2 separate regions of the Homo sapiens genome follow, and region 1 is linked to region 2. A link is a loop called in an ENCODE intact Hi-C map of the cell type or tissue named here. Cell type or tissue: Calu3. All regions are shown on one strand. Links, peaks and the distances in the headings refer to the core of each region. The heading gives the core; the rest is flanking DNA.

Region 1 (4,404 bases), core at 74-4,073, 48 kb after region 2:
GCCTGCACTTGTTAGATGCTAGGATACAAATATAGGAAGAATTATTATATAATATTTATTATATTATTATATAATAATTTATTAATCTAACTTGAGTATACAATTTAAATAATCTTCCAGCCATCATTTAAAAGTCTTTTATGATAATCAGCAGTTTCTAAAAATCTAGTTTTAATTCTATTGCTAAGCTTCGCTGTATTTATTTTTCAACTTAAGTGTTTTGCCATTTGTCCCTGTCAGAGATCTTTGATTCCACAAAAACAATTTTCTAAAGTTTATTTTTTGTTCTACTAAGTATGGGTTCTTATTTCTAGTTATTTTTAACTGAGCTGCTGTATCTTGCAATTTTAGTACTTTCTTGCAGTACTGTTTTTCTCAAAATTACCTGACTTTGCAAAATTAAATAAATGAAAAGAACTACCTCTTGCAATGCCACATTTCAAGCATTTTTGAGATAACCCAACTGTGCTGTCTATACTAAGCAAAATGATTCATTGAAACTAGTGATTTAATGATGTACATATTTTTTCCATCTTTTTCATTTTCTTTGCATTTCATAATTTTATATTTTCCCCCTTCAATTCCATTGCAATTCAAGTCTATTATGGAATGAATTAAATCATTTTCTATTTCTCATTTAACTGATTTCTGACAGTTAATCTTTCCAGTTGTAACTAGGGTGATTTTTGAGGAAAAAGAAAATAAATTACATTTAAGTTACACGTATGAACAATAAACTATTTAAATCAAGCCATCTCCATCATTAATATCATTCTGGCCATATACTCTGGGTCTTGCAATATATGACACATGGCTAAATTTACGGGATTGGTCATCTTGCAGTTTCATTACTTCTCCTATTCAGATATATCCTCAAATTGTGGCAATATGCATGACATGACAGCCTTCCTTAATGACTGATAGAGATAGTTTCACCATGGTTCAGACCACTGTGATGAGCATCAATCACTAAGACAGACAAAGATGTCAAAGCTGCTAAGATGCTCTTTAATCCAGTGATCCTAGGAAGGCACAACTGTCAGCACAGATCTAAGCAATTGTCTAGCTCGGTGGTCCCTAACTTCTTTCAGTTAGAAAACCTGTGTTATACCAGAAAACATCCTTGAAGAATTCCACTTTTATTAAACACATATACAATGGCCAACACCAGGCACATTGTAACAAATACCATTTTAGATGTTTTACATATTGCCTTAACCCTTTTTACCCCTTTTCTCTGAAAATTGCTCCCATTCCTATAGAGGTGGCCACTTGTCCTATATTTGAGGTTAGAAATCTTTGGAAATAAAATTTAAATTTACTAATTATAATAACACATTTATTCAAAGAAATAAGTGTAAAGCATGCTATTTATTCAGTCAACAGATAGTGCTTAGTGCAGGGCCGGGCACAGTGGCTTATGCCTGTAATCTCTAGGGAGGCCGAGGTGAGTGGATCACTTGAGGTCAGGAGTTCGCGACCAGCCTAGCCAACATGGTGAAACCCCATCTCTACTAAAATTACAAAACTTAGCCGGGTGTGGTGGTACATGCTTATAATCCCAGCTACTTAGGAGGCTGAGGCACGAGAATTGCTTGAACCTGGGAGGCAGAAGCTGCAGTGAACCGAGATTGTGCCACTGCACTCCAGCCTGGGCGGCAGAGTGAGACTCCATCTCAAAAAGAAAAAAAAAAAATAGTCCTCAGTGCTTCAAACAAGTAGAGAACCACTGATCCAGAAAATATACTTGTTATAAAATTCACTCTTACCTTAATAATTCAGATAATTGAAGAAGTTTTTTGTTGTTTCATTCTTTACTTAACATTATTGATCAACCTGATTATCTACTTTAGCTAATATACACAGACAAAACCTGTAATTTTATAGGATGCCATGTCTAAGGTATCACAATTACCCTCCCATGATTCAGATATGGTAAAATTATGAATATATTTCTCTGAGGTGCAGTAAAATAGTTTATTTATTACTTCCTCAACATCTCACTCACAGGTGGTTACATTTTGAAAGATTATTAACTAGGCTGTGTAGGCAAGCACAATAATTTGACGTCAGGAAGCCATTGTCTGAGCTAGCCTCCCTCCTGCTAGGGTCTAAGGATATTATTTACAGAAATGAACCAGTGTATTATGTTTAATACATTCTTAGAACATTTGTGCATATACTATGTTAGGTTTTCCTATTTTAAGTGTTTCTATGTTACTTGAGTTCATTAAAATTTTTTTCCCACCTACTTTTTTTCCCCTTAATTCCATTAGGCTTTTTAAATTCCTACACTGGCTTTCTAATCTATCAATTTTGTACTTACCTATACCAAATGAGAACTCTCACCTTCTTCAAAATCTGATTCAAAACTGATTTCCTTCAAGAACTTTTCAGAATAAATGCCATGACTTTGCACTTCCTCTAGAGACTCCCTAAGATTTCAAATGTTCTATCATCTTTTTTTTTTGCAGCATATATATCATGCTTATTATATATTCAGTTTGAACTGCTTTATGCTTTGCAAATTTTCTTTTTTGGTAATTGCAGTTACTTCCGTATTTCACAGATGTGTGTATGTGCTTGCTGCTCTCTACGTCTTGATAATGCTTTGCTTCAGCCTGATGCAACATGGCCTGTTTGTTTTTTTAAATTTTGCCAGACAGTGTTCAGTACCATTTATCACTGTTGACTAAGCAACTAACAAATTCTTCCCAAAGAAGAGTGGCAGTGCACTTTGCGGTTTGTTAATTCATTAATTTACCCATTAAAGATTATTGATTGATCAACTCCTGTGCTCCTGGCACTGTGCTAAGCACTTGAGATACATCAGAAAAAGAGAGAGACTCAGCTATAGGGTTGATAATCTGGACCAAGACAATCTGTTCAAGGCACTTGACCCATTATGCTATCCAAACATTGTTCCAATGCTCTCGCTATCCACAGAGACTAGAGTATCACTAGTCCCTGTCCCTTTTTCTTTTCTCTGTAACCTACTTATTGCTGTTAACACAGTCAAGGGACAGGTAGATAACTGTGAGAAATCCATATATTTTCAAAGGGAAGTGAGTAGTGATCACATATTCATTATCTTGACCTTGGAGCAGGTCAGAGTAGACACAGAAGAAAGGAATGTTACCTGCTGCCAACTATTGTTAAGAGAGTACAATGTGAGATCCACCCCTAGTGCACTAGTTGATGTATTGCTGTAAAATCTCTAGGTATTCCAGCTGTAAGAAATACATCAGCTACATATCTCAACAATAAATATATTTGAAATTATACTTGTCAGAGAAAAGCTTGAGAGAACTACATATGCTTTTTAAACTCTATTGTTCTTCCTTTATGTCTTAGAGTTTACCAATATCATTATTAATATTTACTGTTAATTGCTTATGTATATTATTTAATGCCAGCACAGCCTTACAGAGGTACTGTTTTAAATGACAAAGATAATGATTACTGAAATGGTGATTAAACATACACTATAAGCCTAGCACCTTCATAAAAATCTCAGAGCTCTTTACAAAAGCAATAAAACAACAAACTGAAATAGCAGCTGTGAAAATCATAAACTAGTTTAAGAAGATAACACTTAGGAGTTTAAGGGTTTTTTGAAGCCCATAAATAAAAAGATGCAAAGTTTCATGCTCATGAAAACTAGCTTTTAGAATTTGCCAGTGGAGGATAGTAGACTAAGTGACCTAACATTTGTCTTCAAATCACAATGGCTATGTTGAAATGGATGGAATACCATATATATGTCTTAAGACTTTTATTTGATTTTCCTAGGCAGAATTGTCAATTGACCAATTTTTTTACATTTAACTTTAAAAAAAAGAAAGACCATAACAAAACAAGCTTATGATAAGGGTTTTTATTTTGAAGAAATTTCAAATACTCTTAATCTAAATCCTCTATGCCTTCTATGTTTTACGATATCCATAATATTCACTATGATGATCTGAGATACTGTAGAATTGCATTTATCAAGCTACTTGACTATATTCACTATAATTTACTTACTTCAGCAAGACAATCAAACAAAAGTTTGCTGCAAAAGGTGATACTGGCTGATGCATGAGGTAGTATCTGAGCTCCCTTGACATTGTAAGGTCACTGCAACCAAGGGTTCATTACCACATTGTGAAGAGTCAGCTTCAATGTATAAGCTGCTGTCCAGAGAAACCTAAAGAAACTAAAGAAAGCAGACCAATCATTAATTGTATGTGTCGTATTAGTTTGCTAGGGCTACCATAACAAAATACTATAGACTGGGTGGCTTAAGCCACAGAAATCTCTCACGGTTCTGGAGGCTAGAAGTCTGAGACCAAGGTGCTGGCAAGGTTGGTTTCTTCTGAGCCCTTTCTTCTTGGCTTGCAGATGGCTGCCTTCTCACTGTTC
Region 2 (4,404 bases), core at 88-4,087:
TGAATTAGGCTAATGAAATCAGATGGGGTAATGAAAGGCAGCCTTCTTCTACTTGTTAGCATTGCTGTTTTCTCCATTATTTAATCTCTAACAGAAATTGACTTTGCCGCTCGAGATCCAATTCAGCCTATTTGACTTTCAGAAAAAAAATTTTTTTTAAATTGTATCAGAGCCTTAAAGAAGGGGCAAGTATGAAAATATTAAGAATCTATACAATGACACCTGCAATGTTGGGAACATAGATCAACTCAGAACAACTGCATGCATTTCCTGCTCCTTGATAAAACTAAAGAAATTACAAGTAAAGGAAGTGATGAAAAGGAATTTTTTTCAAGGCTGGGATTTTTAAAAGGCAGAGATCCTCCATCCCCCAATGGCAGCTTCTTGAATTTTTTGACACACATAGTTTACTAAATAATTAAACTATAATACATCTTCCCTCCAAGGATAAGCACTATAGTAAGACCTAGGAAAGTAATGAGGATCAAGAATGAGCCCTTTGGCCTATAGAACAGAGCTGTGAAGACTTGACCTGGAAATGAAGCAGAGAGACTGCTTGCTCTGGTAAGAATTCACCAGCTGCCTCTATATCTTAAATCTGTAAGAGAAAGGTGGATGTGAGTCTGATGTAATTTGGTTCCTATTTGAGTCTTTACCAAAGAAAGCTTGAGAACCTGCAGAAGGGATGGAGGGCAAAGGAAGCATGTGCTTCTCATTCTTCTTGCCAGTAAGCAGCATGTGGATAAGGGGAGCCTCCATGTGAACTGGAACTGTTTGGGACCCATTCCAGTGACTTCACATGTTCTCCTGTCTTCTGTTTGAAAGCCAGTGCCAAAGAAGAGACAGGAAGAATGCATGTGTGAGTAAAGGGTTAAACTCAGCAATATGTGTGGATAAAGTCCCGGTGTATTTCCTATCGGATGTATCAGATCTATTTTGAGGTTACTTATCAGTTGGTTATTGTGCTAATAATTGACATTAAAATTAATACTACAGTTTGGGAACTAGGCAAAGAGCTAACAAGTTTGCTTTTACACAGAGCTTTCCAAAAGCAATCTGTGTAACTTGTTTCTGGAATGCAGCTGTGTAAGTTTTCATTAACATCTTGCAGGTGGAGCCTAATTTTAGTTCAGCCTTGAGAAGGGGGAATTGTTTTCCTCACCATATGCATAGCACCGCAACAGCAGCAAAGCAGGTGGGGCTTTGCCAAGCACTTGTTTACTTTCTTGTTTTTTTATAAAATGGATGATTCATATCGTTAATCATGCAGTTTCTATTTGATTTTAACACGTCTTTAACAGAATAGTCTGGAGTACATTTGACCTACAGTTACTTGAATGTGAAACAAAAGCAATGAAATGGAAAATGATAAGAAAATGAGCAATGAATCCTAAATATAGTGGGGAGAAGCCAGTGAATGAAGTAAAATTTAGAAATACATCTGTTTGGCTACAAAAGCATTTTAAAAAGCAACCTTCCAGATTTTGGTTTGGCAATTTGAAGTTGGCTCAGTTAGAAAGTTCCATATATATACATATATATGTGTGTGTGTGTGTGTGTGTGTGTGTGTATTTTTCTTTTTCTTTGCCATTGCAAGAAGGAAAGTATTACAGGAAGGAAGCTGTTGCTGGAAAGAGAGGAGATGAGGGGTCAGAAAAGACAACTGAGATGCATACACATTGTTTTCTCATGCAAGTTCTTCCCTGGCCTTTGAATCTCAGGGAATGGCTGGTAATCGGCTTAAATTTTAGGACTGAGGAAAAAAATATTGTTAAGAATCAGAGAGTGATTAATGACAGTAATTTCTTTTTTCATTTGTTTAGGAACTATCTTAAGATTGACGTTAAGCTTCAAAGGCACAAACTCCATACCTCTACTATGTTTCATATGCTTCACTGCAGTGAACCTACTGTGTGTGTCTCTTTGGATGTGAGGCTAGTGTGGTCTGGCCATAACGTGGCTGCATGTCATCTGGCTTAAACAAGCGCCTTTGAATTCTTCTACCCTGTGGTGTGTGCATGAAAATTCCATTACCTCCACAGAGAGGGGGCAGCTCCATGTGCATATTTGTTTCTTTCAATTCAGTCTCTTGGAATGGATGGAATGTGTGATAACGCTATATAGGAGTCTATTGTTCTGAACCTTAAAATAAACCTTTTCTTAAAAGCCCTCTTCTGGACCTTGAAGGTCACCATTCAAGGGCTTTGCCTTTATGGAAGTTCTTAACCTGGTATACAGGTTTGTCCATGAAAGTGCTTTAGAATGTTCGTGAAAAAGGGTTGTTTTGGGCCGGGCGCAGTGGCTCACGCCTGTAATCCCAGCACTTTGGGAGGCCGAGGCGGGTGGATCACCTGAGGTCAGGTGCTCGAGACCAGCCTGGCCAAAATGGTGAAACCCCTGTCTCTACTAAAAATACAAAGATTAGCTGGGCATGGTGGCAGGCACCTGTAATCCCAGCTACTCAGGAGGCTGAGGTAGGAGAATCGTCTGAACCAGGGTGAAGGAGGTTGCACTAAGCTGAGATAGTGCCACTGCACTGCAGCCTGGGTGACAGAATGAGACTCTATCTCAAAAATAAAAAGTAAATAAAGAAAAGAAAATGGGTTTTGTTTTCTGAATAGACATGAATGTGCATATTTCTCAGAAAAGAGTCCATAGCTGTCTTTGGATTTCTAGAAGTATTTTTAAACCCCAAAATATTAAGCACCATTGCCTTATACAGAATGTTTTCAAATACTATTTTTTTTCCATAAGTTATTGGGGTACAGGTGATATTTGGTTTCATGAGTAAGTTCTTTAGTGGTGATTTGTGAGATTTTGGTGCATCCATCAACCGAGCAGTATACACTGCACCATATTTGTAGTCTTTTATCCCTTGCCTCCCTCCCACTCTTCCCCCCAAATCTCCAAAGTCCATCATCATTGTTATGCCTTTGCGTCCTCATAGCTTAGCTCCCACACATCAGTGAGAACATACGATGTTTGATTTTCCATTCCTGAGTTACTTCACTTAGGATAATAGTCTCCAATCTCATCCAGGTCACTGCAAATACTGTTAATTAATTCCTTTTATGGCTGCGTAGTATTCCATTATGTGTGTGTGTGTGTGTATGTATGTACGTATGTATATATATATATCACAGTTTCTTTATCCATTCATTGACCGATGGGCATTGGGGTTGGTTCCACGTTTTGCAATTGTGAATTGTGCTGCTATAAACACGCTTGTGCAAGTGTCTTTTTTGAATAATGAGTTCTTTTTTTTTTCTTTTGAGATGGAGTCTCGCTCTGTCACCCAGGCTGGAGTGCAGTGGCGCAATCTCGGCTCGCTGCAACCTCCGCCTCCCAAGTTCAAGCGATTCTCCTGCCTCAGCCTCCTGAGTAGCTTGGATTACAGGCGCACGCCACCATGCCCGGCTCATTTTTTTATTTTTAGTAGAGATGAGGTTTCACCATGTTGGTCAGGCTGGTCTCGAACTCCTGACCTCGTGATCCGCCTGCCTCAGCCTCCCGAAGTGCTGGGATTACAGGCGTGAGCCACTGCGCCCGGCCAAATAATGACTTCTTTTCCTCTGGGTAGATACCCAGTAGTGGGATTGCTGAATCAAATGGTAGTTCTACTTTCAGTTCTTTAAGGAATCTCCACTCTGTTTTCCACAGTGGCTGTACTAGTTTACATTCCCACCAGCAGTGTAGAAGTGTTCCCTGATCACCGTATCCACATCAACATCTACTGTTTTTTAATTTTTTTATTATGGCCATTCTTGTGGGAGTAAGGTGGTATCACATTGTGGTTTTGATTTGCATTTCCCTGATTATTAGTGATGTTGAGCGTTTTTTCTATGTTTGTTCACCGTTTGTATATCTTCTTTTGAGAATTGTCTATTCATGTCCTTAGCCTGCTTTTTGATGGGATGGTTTGTTTTTCTCTTACTGACTTGTTTGAGTTCATTGTAGATTCTGGATATTAGTCATTTGTCAGACATATAGATCGTGAAGATTTTCTCCCACTCTGTGGGTTGTCTGTTTACTCTGTCAACTGTTCCTTTTGCCATGCAAAAGCTCTTTCGTTGAATTAGGTCCCAGCTATTTAGCTTTCTTTATTGCATTTGCTTTTGAGTTCTTGGTCATTAAATCCTTGCCTAAGCTAATGTCTAGAAGGGTTTTCCCAATGTTACCTTCTAGAATTTTTATAGTTTCAGGTCTTAGGTTTAAGTCTTCAATCCATCTTGAGTTGATATTTGTATAAGGTAAGAGATGAGGATCCAGTTTCATTCTCCTACATGTGGCTAGCCAATTATAATCCCAGCACCATTTGTTGAAAAGGGTGTCCTTTCTCCCATTTTATGTTTTTGTTTGCTTTGTTGAAGATCAGTTGGCTGTAAGTATTTGGGTTTATTTCTG

Evidence for each region. Hi-C counts contacts between places; a loop is a spot of excess contacts. Peaks named below come from ENCODE experiments on the same cell type or tissue, not always from the same donor. Only the 100,000 strongest peaks of a DNase experiment are listed, where the experiment ranks them.
Region 1: a loop joins it to region 2, with 4 times the contacts of the local background. A loop is called at or near these places in 1 of 110 quality-filtered maps.

The regions. Positions count from the first base shown.
Region 1 is chr1:81,729,045-81,733,448 of GRCh38, forward strand. It overlaps a transcript of ADGRL2 not described here. Among named protein-coding and RNA genes, the nearest start is that of ADGRL2, 70 kb to the right of the region's middle. In Calu3, for the core only: no CTCF peak of the experiment used is centred there; no DNase peak of the experiment used is centred there.
Region 2 is chr1:81,680,563-81,684,966 of GRCh38, forward strand. It overlaps a transcript of ADGRL2 not described here. Among named protein-coding and RNA genes, the nearest start is that of ADGRL2, 120 kb to the right of the region's middle. RefSeq lists an enhancer at 1,719-2,287. In Calu3, for the core only: no CTCF peak of the experiment used is centred there; DNase peaks (open chromatin) are centred at 1,159 and 2,029.